Regions from separate parts of the Mus musculus genome. Here region 1 is linked to region 2. The links are chromatin loops, found by intact Hi-C in ENCODE. Cell type or tissue: heart. All regions are shown on one strand.

Region 1 (8,000 bases), 70 kb after region 2:
GTACTGTGGCTTCACAATAGTTTAGGATGAATCAAGTGATTTAATCCAGGTTTCAAGAAAGAAGAGATGCAATTCAACAACTACTTCCTAGAGGGAAAGAAGGCAGGTGAAGTGTATATGACATTGACAATCAGGCCACAAGATACATCTCAGAGTGTCAAGTAGCATATATGCACAATTTTATCTCTAACCTTAAAATTGGTAAAAATTGATTATTATTTCTTAAGTTTAGCAAACCACATGCATCGTAGTGTAAATCAATGAATAGAAGACAAAATATAATCTCCATTACAGCATTTATCAGATGCACAAATTATCTGAACTGACCAAGACTGATTTTTACTATGACAATTTCTGTAATTTTAAATTACTGATCAGGGAGGCTAAGTATTACAGTTGGTATGTACATAATACAAATAATGCATATACAATCTGCATTTAATACTTATTCATACTGGGGTAATAATAGCAGCAAGGTATTATTATTTCTAGAACATGATCTAAGAGTTATCATCTTGATACTATAGATCTATCTTTGACATATTATTAGTGCTATAAACCGATAACAGGTGTGACATTGCAACTATACAGAGTTGCCAAAGGCCTATATGACTTTTCAAAGTGTTATGCTTCTTAGTGGGCTTAACACTGTGAGCAAGCCTGTGCTATATGAATTGAACATTGGTCCCAATTTCAGGGCTCTAATTAAGCATAGTTCTAATGACTGGGTGGGATCAGGAGGCAGAATAGTGCATTGGAGAAGGCTAAAGAGCAACCACCAACATGGACAGAGCAGAGTCTCTGTCAGCATCTTGTGACGCGGTCATTGGCAGATGATGGAGATGCTAGTGACAAGAGGGGGAAAAGTAGCTTTCTATGAAGGGAATGAGGAAGGACGATGGGAAACTGCCTCGAGTCGACTGATGCAGTTGCCTCAACAAATGTGCTTCCGAATTTCGCCCAAAGAGAAGAGAGAATTGTCTTATTCGAACCATTTTGTTTTAAAATGAGTTTGATAAAATTTAGAATATTTTTACACTGTCTAAGACATAGTTTTTTTTTTCCTTTTTTTTTTTTTAAAGGAAGAATCAATAGCATCATTGTAGGGTTGCTTCGGAGTTAGGCTAGCTCAAGAGACATGGCCGTTAGTGTCAGTGTGTGCAGCAGGAAGCTGGGGAATCCAAAGGCTGTGGACGTAGGAGGTCTCTTGGGGCAGTCACAAGCTGATTAGAACCTTCTGGAATTGAGGAGAAGTTTATACTGACACCACTTGCTATTCAATCAGTCCACTCTCCCTGTGTCCTAAGGTGACACTACTGAGAAATGAAACTGTGGAATCACCTACAAGGAAGCAGCTGTGGTAGAGGGTTAAGATTCGCTAGACAGGTAATGAAATTGACAAGGACATCTATGCTCTTCTATGCTGCACCAAATGAGATTCCTGTCAGCTTGGATGTTTGATACTCTCAATGTCTACTGTTTCCTCTAGAGAAAACCTGCCTCCCAGGGGCCCATGTACATTTTGGCAGATTTCATTGAGCCCCACACATTATGTCCACCCTGAAACGTACAACACATCGTTGAACTCCATCGGCCTGCACCACATTCTTGCATGACTCTAACCATATTCTCTGCACATGTGCACAAAAGGGAGAATCATGCTAAGGGTGCATCCCTAGAGCACAAGGCATTCAGGCTGAGCTCTAGGACCTCGTAATTTATGAATCAGCCACCTGAGATTTGTGTCATTATTAAAGATGGAAGAACCAATGACAGCTTAGCCCAGGACCAGTTGCTCAGTTAAGGGAGATCTCGTGACCGTGGCTCATTCATTAGTCAGTTCTGTTTCCCAGAACATAACAAACAATCAAGGACATCATAAAAATGATGTCAGCATGCAGTCCTTTTGCTTCTCAGAGGAAACAGCAGTTTCCTTTCAGCCTGGATTTCTTCTGGGTCTCCACCTTACACTTTGTGCTTATGTGTATTATGTCTCTTTGGAGATGCCTCCTAACCTCTGACCACTGACCACAACCCTAACCCCTGACCCTTGACCCTAACCCTAACAACTGGAAAAAATGCAAATATCCAGACACATCAGAAAGCTTCATTTCATCTCAGAATGCTTCATTTCATTGCCTTCCTAAATAGAAGCATGAATTTCCAGACATGAACATGAGACTATAAAAAAATATCCAGGATTCTTAAGGTCTGTCATTATCTCTCCTCAGGTCATGTGCTTTTCTTTGCATGCATATAAAATATTGGATTTGAACTCTAAACTCTAGATTAACAGTTCTAAAAAATTCAGGGTCTGGACCCAGCACTAGAGAAAACAATCACTATCAAATCTTATGCAGCAAATATAAGTATTTTTTTTGCATGACTTCTAAGATCTGCCATGATCTCAGACCAAATCCTTAAACACTCACCAATCTCTTCCATCACATCCATCCTGACTTCTCCATTCAATCCGAAGAAAATTGTCTCCATCCATAACATACTTGGAACTTCTGATAAACTCAGTATTCAAGCCCTGAGACACCATTCTAAGCCACAGAGACCTAGGGGCATCTAGGTCTGGGCCATTAAGAAAATATGGCTGTGTTGGAATGGTGTAGAGTTCAGGAAGAACCCAGTTAAATTTCCAAACAGGAATGAACCCCAACTAAGTTAATCAAGCAGCATTTTAGCTGCTCTTGAAGTTGATTCTGAATAACTATGAGAACCTTTTTTTAAAATCTGAATGACTCCCCCGATATTAGAGAACATGTGATATATTTGGGTCAGAGCTCTCACTTGAAAACTATGGCAGAATGAGCTCTGGGGCCCATGTTCTACTTTTTCTCTGTCCAATTCACTTAAGTTTCTGCCTGGTCTTCAAGGCACAGCTTCAATGCATGCAGCTTTTCCAACATTGGAAGCCTGTTCTTGGGGCAGAGTTGAGTAATCCCTGGGAGGAACTGTGAATAATCCTCTCCCTACCTCTCAGATGTTCAGAATAACAGCGAGGCTGGGACCCTAACGCAGCATGGATGAGCCGGTGATATACATTCATGTACTCACTGTGGGAGAAGGGGCCCATACACGTGGCCTTGGAAGTGCTCTGTGCTTCTGTGTTAGACTTGATGGTGCAGGATGCAAACACTGAGGTGTACTTAAATGTCAGAAGTGAAATACAACTGTGTATTTAAGAGCAAAGGGAGAAAACGAAGTAAACAGTTCACAGAACAGTCTGCAGCCTTAAAGTGAAACTGGTATCCATTTGGTGCTGACACACCAGGCTCCATAGCACCAAGCACCCGGACAAAGCTGAGGCGCAAATAAAACAGAGCAGAATGCCTCTCCTGTTGCCTCCTTATCTCTTTGCCAAGTAACAAAGGGTTAACAGAAGGGAGTGATCTAGTCCCTTGTAACTAACTGATAGTTAAAACCAAAACCAAAAAAGAATGCAACAATAAAAAAACAAAAATAAAAACCTGAGGGTAGGCTAAGGTTTTGGGAGCCTCTCTGTAGAGCATCACAACGGAAGGGAAATGAAGATGGTGAGGGTATGCACTCCTACACAATGAGGAAGCCCTGTGCAGAAAGGCTCTGCCAAGTTTGACAAGAACATTCCAGAAGCCACCTCTGGGCAGGATTCAAACTCAAGAACAGGAGAAGCCAAATCAGGTTTTCTCAGAGGCCTTTGTGCTGTGGCCTCCGTGAACTATGGAAGTAAAAAGTCAAGGCCTAAATTACATTAGGGAAAGAAAGGTCAGATGGTCAGCCATTCGGGGCATGCATGTTTTCAATAGCTCACCCAAGATATCCCCACCGGCAGGCAGCATGCACAACTGACAAGGCAATCAAAGGGAGAGACGTGAGAAGTACTAGAAGGTCCAGCAATCTCTGTAAATATGCATGCCCACCCAGCCCTGCCTGTTTATATTCCTCCTTAGGAATGTGGAATCTGACACTCCTTAGGGATTCTCAAATAGGGCTGAAGGTTAGCAAAGCACACTCACGTGTATGCTCAGCCATTATTCCTAGTTCTACTCTTCCCAATGCTCTATACGCCTGTGTAGTATAGTTTCTCATGACCCTTTCACTTCTGTCCCTGTGCATGCCTTTGGCAGTAGCTTCCTATATCTGGATCACATCCACACCTATACATTGTCCCCAGCAGGACTGGGGTTGCGGTAGGGCACCTACAGCAAAGTTACGAGGTCACTCACAGCCCCTGAGATGCGCCATGCAGTGCATGAGTGGATGACCACAGCAGCATCCTGGGTAGGAAAAGTCCAGCAAACATCTGTGAGTGTTCTTCAGGCAGGGAACACTGCAGATCCTTACTCTATGAATAAATAAATTAATAAATACTCAAACAAAGCAAATGAAACAAAAGAGGGCTCTTATCAATAAAAAGCACCTCTTATCAATTAAAAAAAAAAGTTCCCCTTGTGTCTCCAAGCCCTCATGCAAAGGCAGTTGGCTGAACAACTCACAGGAAGTAGACTAAATGGAAAAACAAGCAGAAATGTCCAGCATTGCTTTTTTTTTCCCTCACTGGATGACATACGAGTCATGCTAAATGTCCCCGAGGTAGTCTTGTTTGCAAGGAGTTACAGACTGGCTCCAAACCCACTTGGACCATCGTCCTTCAATTCCATTGCACGTTCCCACGCATCCTGTGTCAGCCTCCTCCATGGTGTCATAGACAAGCATTGTGTCGTGCAGCAGACCAGGTCCCAGACAGATAATCAATAAGACAGGATTCTGCTCTCAGGCTTGAAGACCTCACTCCAGAGGACTTGGCCAAAATGATCCAGGTACTTGCCTGATAGTCGTTTGGGGAGAAGGATACAGAACGAAATCAAAGAACTCTGGCATGCAACCAACATGCATGTTTAGTCTGTATTGGGCCCTCACAGAAAAGACTTTCCAACTACTGTCCCTATCATTTTAAAGATAGGGCCCAAAATACATTAAAATAAGAAAATACTTTTTCTGATGCCAAGGGTAGGGTGCACTGCTTATATGAAGAATAAAGGTGCCCACTTCTAGCCCAAGATATGCAGAGCCAGCCTGTGGCTGAGCACTGTGATAATAAACATATCTTGCTCTCGTAGAAAGTGGTGATACTGTACAGTTCATGAGAGACCTGGTTCTTGGCTCCATAGGAGCCCCTTAGAGCTCTGGGTTGATGGCAGAGAGCTCTCAGGATGGTCCACGCTCACATGTGCCATTCTTCTGACCAGGAATGCCTTTCTGACTTAGTCTTCACACAGGCTCAAATGACCACAGAAGACAAGAGGAAGCTGGGCCAGTTAGGATGTTGCATAGCCCACAGAACCTGAAAAGGATGCTTCCATCTTCCATTTGCCACCACAAGCCACTGGGGAGATCCTGATGTTAACCATAGGAAACATGCATTCTTCTCTTAGACTTAAGTTTGTAAAAGTGTCTTTGGGGGAAAATGCATGGAAACCCCTTAGATTTTTTTTTAAGTCCAAGTAGCTATGTGAGGAAAGAGAGGGCCTTCTTTTCCTTCCTCACTTCCCCGTGACTGCCTACAAGTGAGTCATCTTTCCTAGAACCCTCTAGAATCCTACCTTATATCAACAACCTCAACCTCAAATTAAACAAAGCATGAATTCAACACTTAGTCAGAGCTCGATCCTCTAGGAGGTCGTTCAACTCAATCACAGTCGTGGCAAAGTCTATCAGGTCCACGAAGTCAGATGTGATGATGTTGACACCCATGGCGCCAGGCTTTTGAGTCTTCACCCAATCAAGGATGGCAGGGAGATTCCTACATGGAGAAAGGGTTAGGTGAAAAGAGGATAAACAGATAGTTAGGGTTAAAGTGACAAGAGCAGCAAAGGGCATGAGCCGCTTCTGTCACGACACAATGTGTGTCAGAAACACATAAGCCTTATATCTCCATGCATACTGATCAGGCTTCCACCAGAACTAACCTCTCCAAGGTTTCTGTTATGCAAATGACTATCTGCTTCTAGCATCAAATGGACAGCCACATTAACAGGAAGGACCTCGTAACACAGAGTCCATCAGTCCTCTATTGTTAGGTTCTTAGGGTTCCTCATAAAAAAATTCAAACAGATGGCAAATTGAATGAGGTTTTACAGTAAATGGACCCGCCCCTATCTCTTGCTATTTTACTATTTTGCTTGCCACGTATCTATCAGCACATCACCGTCGTTCTGTATGAATACAACACAACCTATCCATTTTCCTATTGATAGGCACACAGACTGTTTTTAATTCGCAGTCATTATGAATAAACTATTATGGGCATTCTTTTATGAGTCTTTTTTATGGGCATCATCTTTTATTTTACTTGGATAAAAATCAAGGGTTTATTTATATTTAGTTTTATAAGAAACTGCCAGAGCTTTCCTCGAGGGGGCCACCCCACTTTACAGTTGCAACAACAGAACAGGAAAGCTCCGGACCGTTAAAGTTCTCCCTAAAAATTGGTCCCATTACTGTTGTGAAATCTAGTCATTCTAAAATAAGTGTGGCCACTCATGCATGTCTGTGATCCTAGCCTATGGAAGATTGAAGCAGAAGGATTGCTGGGAATACAGACTGGATTTGTGTGCCCTTTTCTTGCAAGTATCCATGTATTCATCACTTTAACAATTCTTCCACCTACTTTTTAATCATTTTTTATTATTTTCCAGTTTTGTATTTGTTCTCTGAGAGTTTCACACAATATGGCTTGATATTATTCCTTCTTTCTTCTTTTAAATGTTAAGTTTTAGAAACATTTTTACATCTGGGATACTAGCCTTTTGTCAGATATATTTGGCAGACATTTCTTTTACCTTGTATTTTTCTCAACAAAATATTTTGATAAGCCTGGATTTCTTAATTTTGATGGAGTGCAATTTGTTATCTTTTTTCTTTAAAAAGATTTATTTATGTGGCTATGTCCTTATGGGGGCATGTACATGTGTATGTATGCATGTGTGTGTGTGTGTGTGTGACCTCATGGTGGTATGTGCATGTGTGTGCAGAGGTGTTCACAGAATCTAGAAGAGGGAGTTGGATCCCCTGGAGCTGAAGTTATAGGCTGAGAGCTGAACTTGTGTCTTCGGCTTAGCCACCTCTCCAGTGAGTGCTCGTAACTCCCGCCATCCCTCCAATCCCCCATCATTTTTTTTTTTTAAATTTCTGTGATTTGCTTAAGAAACACATTCACTTCCAATTCACAAAGATTTCCTTCCTTCCACAGTTCCTTCTGAAAGCTTCAGCGGATTCACCTTTATCTTACTTTTTAAAAACTACCAGTTAATTTTTTTTACAAAAGGCCAGGGTTCACTTTCCACAGAGATAGTTATCCTCGTACTGCTCATGGCTCTTTAGTAGATTAATATTTAATCAGCTGTCTCTTGAATACAGTTGCTGGGGTTATTTGATAAACAGAAGACTTCCGGTGTGTCAGAGGCTCAGAGCTCATGATGTAAATAACACTTTCATTCCAGTGTGACCTACGTGTGAGGAGCCACAGAGGAAGAGAAGAACCATCAAGGCTACTGGCTATCTTGTAACAGTAAACACAGCTCACGAAATACCCAGCAAAGGAAGGTAGAAACTGGCCTACAGTTGATTATTGCACGTCTAGGAATCCCTTGGGTTGGATTTGCTCTAGCTAACATCCATGGTCCGTCCCTCTCTTCTGTTACTCTCTGGCTCTCCCCGCACCCCATTTCTATCCTCCACTGAAGCTTGATGTACCCTCATTTCGTAGTCTTCTAGAAAAAGTGATGTTAAGACCTCAGCTCTTCTCTCAGTCAGCAGAGACTTCACTGCCATGAGTTGAAATAGTCTTATTGATCAAATCACTTTTTTAGAAAAAAATTGTATTAGCTGGTTGTGGTACAAAAGTCCTTCTACTTTTAGTTGGGACGCTTGATGATCTTAACTGACTACAATTCCTTGTCTGTCAGCTACTCTTCCCTGTGAAACAGGATCAATCAGAAAGATAGTAT
Region 2 (8,000 bases):
GTGCTGCAAAACCACAGGCTTGAAGACAGTATTTTCACAAGGCAGAGGTTGAGCACAGGTCACCCCCAAGCAGAGGAAAATATTTATTGTACTATTTAAAGTTGTTTTCCTTTCTTTAAACAAACTCTCCTTTAATTCCAGAGTAGAAGTTTCTTCTGGCACTTGTAGTTAAGTGATTTTTTTCCCAGGGATACGAACATCACTCAAGTCTCCCGAGTTTCATAGGGTAACAGCTAATGGCATGCTCCATTTTATAAGACAGCTAGTCAATCAGTAAATCAATTAACTAGCATGGTGCCAGTAACGTATGGCTGGACATTCACATCAGCTAGGAATTATGGTTTACGAATGCAGCAAATCCTTGATTAAATATCTATTAGTACCATCTACAAAGTACAGAGTGAGGCCTTACATTTATTGGGAAATATAGCTTAAATATACGCCTCAAACAAATATATTATTTACATGTATGTGTCGATTTTAATAAAAAACCAAACTCTCATTTTATGAGATGCTTTTTTTCTTTGTTTAAGCACTAACAATTAAGTTAACAAGACATAAAGTAATTTGATTATTATTCTGTTAGTCATAAAAATTGCAACATTATGGTAACTGGAAAATTCCTGGAAAATTCCTTAGCATTCCTAAGATAAACTTTTTTCATTCTACAAACTGTTTGAAGACCAGAGAGGGCAAGAGACTCGAGGCTTGTCTAGGCTTCACAAGTAGGCAGAACTTTTAGTTAGAGGAACAGCCTGCACCATCTTGCAACTCATACTCATGAGACACACACCCACTGCTCTAGGCCATGTATTTAGACACCTAACTCTGACTAGGAGCTGGTGAGGCATCAGAAGGACTGGAGGTGGAGGAGAGGCTCTTTCCAAATGGAGACAGTTCCTGTCACTCACAAGGAGCCTTCCTGCATGAGCATGTAATTATCTAACTACTAGAAGAAGGACCAAGTCATGACATAGGTGGGTTCGTCAGTGTATGTCTTTCTAAGTTGTCTAAGTCGTGTACTGGTGAAGACAATTTAGCCTACAACTGAGAGATCATTGCCTAGAGCCTCCCAAACAGATGGTGTTTTAATTCACTCGTGTGCTCTTCTCACAGGTTATGCATTGCTATCACCAAGGGCAACTTTGCCATCCCCCTTAGCCAGAAACCTTCTCTGACTAGTGAAGTCAATTTCTGGGCTCAGGCCCAGGCATAAGTAATTTTTAAACACTTTCTAGCTGGTGTGAATGTCCAGTCATAACTGAGAACTGCTGAGTGAGAAGTAAAATTAGGCAAAGCAAACAGAATCATAAACTAGAAAAAGAGAAAGGAAAGAAAAGAAAAAAGTGCCTTCCCTTTAGCAAGGAAATAGAGCAGTGTTCATCTAACTATACTAAACAAATCACCCCCATCATAGTGTGTCTCTGAGACACATTCTTCTTTAAAATTTAATGAGTCAATGTTTAGAGTCAATCACTTAGTTATTAAGATGTACTATATTTTTTCCTTATGCTATTTGTCTTAACAAAATGTGATTTAAATGACTTTCTATCCAGCAGTAACTACCATTCTCTAATGATGGGGAAGAACCATTTTGAAAGCCAGTCTAGCCCTATGTCATGACCTTTGTATATTAATGAATTCCTCACATCAGAACTATGCACTGGGCAGAGTATATGAGGATAGTTGAGCTTCATAGATGTTTAGTTGGTTGTGTAGACTACAGAGCCAAGATCACAGCATCTCTGATGCCCAAGCCTGGTATTTCTGCACTGGTTCTCTGTGTCCTCAGAGTGTGGTGGTATTGTGGCCCAGTGCCTTACTGAGGATCTACAATGCATGCTTTCCCCTGACTTAGCAATAATATGAGGTCTCCCACACGTTCTTCTTAATTCTCACTTCAATTTTCTTCATCTTATGAACTCAAAGAGATCAAAGAACAAAAAAAGAAGCTGGTGGGGTCTAGAGAGATGGCTCAGGGGTTAAAAGCACTGACTGTTCTTCCAGAGATCCTGAGTTCAATTCCCAGCAACCACATGGTGGCTCACCACCCTCTGTAATGGGATTCAATTCCCTCTTCTTGTGTCTGAAGATAGCTACAGTGTACTCACAGACATAAAATAAATAAATAAATCTTTTTTTTTTTAAAGAAGCTGGTGATCATATTTTGTATGACCTCTCTAAAAGGGTGAAACTCTAGAGGATAGGTCGACAGTTGTTAGGTATGGAAGTAGAAGAATTAACACAGAGGCATGAGGAAATAGATTTTTTTGAAACTTTTTAAACTGGGTTTTGGGCTTAGGTACATAGATATACACATTTACCAAAATCATACAGCTATCTGCTCAGGATAGGAGAATATTTCACCATGTAGACAGTCTCTGATTTTGATGATTCAACATAGTGTTTCAGAGTTACAATGGCATGGAAATGAATTCATACAACCATCCTGAATTTTGATGTCAGTACATCACTTAATAAACCACATGGGACAGACACTTTATTATAAAGCAGGTACTGACTTAGGGCATTTTGTGTTACTCTAGGCCAATGGTTCTCAACCTGTGAGTCGTGACCTTTTGGGAGTTTCAATGACCCTTTCACAAGAGTCACAAATCCAATATCCTGTATATCACATATTTATATTGTGATTCACAACAGTAGCAAAATTACAGTTATGAAGTAGAAACAAAAATAATTTTATGGTTGGGGGTGCACCACAATGTAAAGTACTGTATTAAAGGGCCGAAGCATTAGGAAGGTTGAGAACCACTGCTTTAGACTAACATAAGTTCTCAGTATACTTGATGTCAGTGTATACTGTCAGAGAGGCTAAGCTGTGAGTCTTAGGAGGAGGCATGCTACGTTTTCTCTCATTTGTGATTCCTATGTTTCATATGTCTACATAAAGTCTTAAACACATATGGGAAAAATAAAGGTGAAATTGTCTAGGGAAACTAAGGGAACTCTCAGAAGCAAGAGAGTCAGGAGATGAGAGAAGGGAAGTGTGCTGGGTATGGTGTGTGTGTGTGTGTGTGTGTGTGTGTGTGTGTGTGTGTGTGTGTGTGCTGTGTGGGGGTATTCTCAGTATGCAATATGTATTGCTGGAGACTTAAACTGAATTCCTTTCCCTTCTTGCCTCCTCCCTCCCCCATACCACAGCCACTGATTGCTGATTGGCAGGATGGAGCCCCATTCAGTTATCTTTAGCTCATTGAAAACTGCTTCAAAGGCCAGTGTCCAGGCTGCTGCTGCTGGTGGGACTATTTCTGAGCCATCCCAGAGGTTTGGCCAGCAGATGGTGTGCCCTGGAGGGAGACTGGATCAGACTGGAGCTGACAGGAACACTAGAAGCCTGGCTACAGCAGAACTGGTCTTGGAATTGCAGAGAATTTCATAGTCATAACCTTACATTCCATTCCCTAACAATCACAGAGGGAGAGGCACTCTGATCCAAACCAGAGTTAAAGAACCACAGAGACGTTGGCTAGACACTGCCCTCTTAGCTTCTCAGAAGAAAGATGGGCCTTTTGTGTCAGTGTTCTCCACTCCCAGGTAGCATGTGGCTCCTTATTTTAAAATCAGAGCATGACTCTACAGACCAAGGACAGAAGCCATAATTCTGCTGTGCCTAGAGATGGTTCAAAAATATGCCTCTAAAAAACAAATTTACAACTGGGCTCTAGCTAGCTTTCACGGGACTCTCTTATACAACATTACCTTTTTAAACCCTTCTTTCTTTCTCTAATGTTAACTACAATTTAGTTGTGTTGATAAATCCAGGAAAGAAGAACCTGAAGTTTAATTTTTTCTGAAAGAACAAAAAGAAAAAAAGAAAAATGCTTGTGTTCCCATATTCCCATCATCAATACCCTGGGCAAGAAAATAAGTCCAGGAAAGATTGATTCCTTTGAAGGAGCAAGAGAGAAGAAAAAACAACTTAGCTAGCAGTTACAAGGTGGGAATTTAAGTGCTCTGGTCATTTCCTTTCCTTTAAAAACAGAGACAAGCATGTATGTACTCCCCCTGAGTGCATGTGGAAAGGCAAAGGAGTCTCAGAACTGTTCCTGTGATCCACAAGTAAGGGCAGGCTGGGATCACTCTATTTAGCTATTAGTCCAATTAGTAGGAGTTAATGTTTTCCCTGAAGGACAAATACCAAGCATTTCACAAGAGGTCACAAGTCATATTACTCTGTGCTGGCTTAGAGACCAACTCAGCTGCAGAAAGCAGCAAATACCGCAAGGTCTCTTGAAGAACTGCAGAAACACAACTAGAGGTTGCTTGTTATTGTGGGTTTTCAGGCAAGAGTTGGCATACAAAGGTTACTGGATGGTATCTAGGGTAACAGAAAGTGTGGAGTTTTCTGGAAGGTTTTCATTCCGGTTGCTCCTTGGCTTAAATAGCTCCTGTGGTAGGTTAGAGCCACCAGAACTGCCCGTAGCTCCTGCCTTGGTCCAAAAGGCTTCTCAGATACATGTTCAGGGCTCTGTGGAATTTTACAGACAGAAGAACTCTGCAGCATTCTGGAAGATCACTATAAACTGGGAAAAAACCATAGTTAAGAGCCAAACATCAGCATCATATGTATTCAGAAATTTGACATTTTTATACATGTCAATCATATGTCCCAATGTCAGTTTATTGTCTTATATTGAGCTACAATTCACTTACTCTCAATATCCACACTTTACATAATAAACAGTCCAGTGGTTTTTATCTTTACAAAGTCACATAACGATAACTTGTCTAATCATTACTCTGAAAACACCCAAACAAACCCATCATTTGTCAGCAGTCCCTCCCTGTTCTTCCATCTTTCTAACTATACAAAACCCCAAATCTGCTTTCCTTCTATATACAGACTTGTCTCTTCTGGATGCTTTATGTAAATGGAATCATGTACTACATGATCTTTTGTGCCTGGTTTCTTTGACTTAGCGCAACATTTCCCAGGTTCCTCTGCATTTCAGTACATGTCACAATTTAGTTTTTTTTTTATGGCCAAATACTCTTTTGTTATAATTTATTGTTGAGTCTTTTGCTTGCTTTGTGATCCATCCAACTCTTCATGATCACACTGAGAACCAGCCTTGACTCTCTGAATACCTGTAAGTTTTGGGAGATCTTGCATGCCCATGCCTTCTAAGCTAATAGAGAAATGAGAAGAAGCTGGTGGAGGCTGGTGGCAGAGGCTGCTGGTGAACATATTTGTCTCATCACTGAGGTATCCCAAGTATCGTCAGTGCCACAAATAGGGCAGATTTTAAAAAGACACAGAGGGTAGCAGATTTAGAACTAAGGCGTTTTGCTTTTGTCTCAGGACAGCTTGCCTTATGGAATCTTACACATGGATTGAATTGCTTTCAAGTATAGCAGCCGATGATAATATGAAACAGAAATGCTCTCATGATGGCTGGGTCTCTAGTTACCCACTGTCTGAGATGAGAATTAGGAAAAGGTGGGGCTGCTCAAGATTTTCCTGCGACGACAGTGTGTGTGCCTAAAAAGACTTATGCCTTGCAGAATTCCACATTGTTCTTTATTGATTAATCATTTGGATTTCTATTATCTGGTAGACACTGGTCCTATGTGGACAGTGTCTGAGATACAAATACTGAATGAGCACATAGACAATGACAAACTGTGACACTGCTAAGGTCAATAAAGAAAAAGACAGGAACTAGATAGGGGTTACCCTGGTTTGGAGTCAAAGAAAGCTTTGCTAAGCGAACTGCATTAAGTAAAGTCATGGGGTGTGATGAATTCTTAGATGTAAAAACAGGTTCTTTGTCTCATAATTGTGTGAGGTCTGCTGCTGCTGCTGTTACTGCTGTTGCTTCTTCTTTCTCTTCTTCTTTTCTTCCTCCTCCTCCTTCTTCTTGTCTTCCTCCCCTTCCCCTTCCTCTTCCTCCTTCCCCTCCGTCTTTTCCTCCTCCCATTCTTCTTCTCCGTGTTCTCCCTCATTTCTAACCTTACAAGTCCTTTGTGTCTATATTATGACTTCTGGTTTAGTAGTTTCTTATGGAATTTTCGTGTGTGCCAAGCTGTGTATATGTTTTGCTCATGGATTACCTTCTCCTCTCATCTTCTTTGTTTTTCCTATTACGTTGTTTAGTTTTATTTCGATTTGATTGGTCTTGTTTTATCTTATTTTATTATTATCCCTTAGAGGCCTGTTTGTTTTCTAATGAGAGACAGAAAGGATGTGGCTTGGGATGGGAGAGGAGGCGGGGAGGCACTGGGAGGAGCTGTCAAAAGTGAAATCACAATCAGAATATAGTGTATAAAAGTTTATTTTCAATAAGAGAAAAAAAGAAATAGGAGAAAAGCCTTTAAAACATCTTCAAAGCTTAAAAGTGAAAAAATAGCAGATAGGTATACTATAAAAACAAACAAATGGTTGTGCAAAGCAACTAGAGAAGAGTAGCAGGGACTGTGGCTGGAAAGCTTGTGGTTCTGTAGAGCTTGGAATGGATTTTAAGTTTCTTTCTTTATTAATATATTTAGTTTTGTGTCCACCCCCCACTAGTTTACTGTGGAGAAACTGAAAAGTGAACAGCTGTGGATGTAGGGAGGTGTAAGTGGATGTTATAGATCACGGGATTTGGACAATAATGATCTGTTGAGATGGATTTCCTAGGAAATGCATCCTCTCCTCAGACTTTTCAGGAAAAAGTGGCTCTTTAGCATTACTGAGATGGAACTTCCCATGACAAGAGTGAAGAAAGAGCCTTCGTTTCATAATAACCAAATCTACCTATCTGGAAGCTGAAGTGCCTTGATTGTATAGATGGTGTTTGTGGCACCTTAAAGATATTTTAGGCATGATTTGTTCTCATTCATAGTGATGGTGGCAGAGAACTGGAAATATGTAGACTGCAGTAAAGGAACACTTGATGTTCCTGAAAACAGGGCTGTGGCTGAAGTGAATAGAGAACAGCTGGAGAGCATGTGGTCCATTAAACATCTGGGATCCATCAAAGGCAATGGTGGCAAAGGCATTCCAGATGGTTCTATCGCCACTTTCATGTGCTTCATAACCCATTTGCCAACATCAGACGACAATGGGCAAAGATGAGCATAAGTGTTAACCAATGCTCTGACATTCAAAGCCTAGGAATGGAGGTTTCTCAGCTCAGTGAATCCTGTCCCATTGCCTCACATTTTTATAACAATTTAGGTCATGGTGACACAGGCACTCATTTTGATAGAATATGAATTCTTTAATCTTTCTGTAGAGTAGATCCAATGATACATATAAATAGCTTCCAAATGTTTTAATTGGATTTCTGTGCACAGAAATGCTGTAATTGGAGTTTGAGTCACCCAATACACATGGCCTGCATTTGTTTGCTTGTTTATATATTAGCTTGTGATGTCTTTTTGTTTTACCACTCAAAACAAATGCTCAGATCTTGGTAATAGTTAACATCTAACCACAAGAGCTGTATGTCTTATCTCTCTCTCTCTCTCCTCTCTCTCTCTCTCTCTCTCTCTCTCTCTCTCTCTCTCTCTCTCTCACACACACACACACACACACACACACACACACACCAATCCCAAATTCCTTGCTCCACACATTTCCTTTTATACAAAGAAGATATATATATATATATGCATAAGAAAAAATAGGAAAGAGATATTCAGCAAAAACAGAAACAAGGGAATACAAATCATTATTGTAGTAAAATAGCACTCTCAAGCAAGTTCACTGATCAACAATGAGAAACTCTGACAATAAAACGTGTTACAGAGAGTAGCTCTGCACATTTACAAAATGTAGAAGCACCCAGATCTATAGGCATTGAAAAGACTGTCATAGGAAAATGGAGCCATAGAGTCATATGTCTAAGACCTGGAATGGGAAACAAATCAAGGCACCTGTTCGACAGGAGTCTGGTACAGAATGTTCTTCATCAAAGCCCTTATTACACTAATAAAAACTTGTGATTAGCGTCACATAAAAGATACAACTCTAATGTATTCTTCAAACTTAG

What was found. Hi-C counts contacts between places; a loop is a spot of excess contacts. Peaks named below come from ENCODE experiments on the same cell type or tissue, not always from the same donor. Only the 100,000 strongest peaks of a DNase experiment are listed, where the experiment ranks them.
Region 1: a loop joins it to region 2, with 2.1 times the contacts of the local background. A loop is called at or near these places in 3 of 42 quality-filtered maps.

Annotation. Positions count from the first base shown.
Region 1 is chr16:45,959,381-45,967,380 of GRCm38, forward strand. Plcxd2 (phosphatidylinositol-specific phospholipase C, X domain containing 2) reads right to left here. Exons shown (of 4, transcript NM_001134480.1): 4 at 1-5,794. The coding sequence ends at 5,638. It overlaps Gm15638 (predicted gene 15638), which reads left to right. Exons shown (of 3, transcript NR_152226.1): 2 at 7,494-7,596. Among named protein-coding and RNA genes, the nearest start is that of Gm15638, 18 kb to the left of the region's middle. In heart, no CTCF peak of the experiment used is centred here; a DNase peak (open chromatin) is centred at 4,661; H3K27ac peaks cover 742 bases.
Region 2 is chr16:45,889,811-45,897,810 of GRCm38, forward strand. It overlaps a transcript of Phldb2 not described here. Among named protein-coding and RNA genes, the nearest start is that of Phldb2, 49 kb to the left of the region's middle. In heart, no CTCF peak of the experiment used is centred here; a DNase peak (open chromatin) is centred at 3,231; H3K27ac peaks cover 762 bases.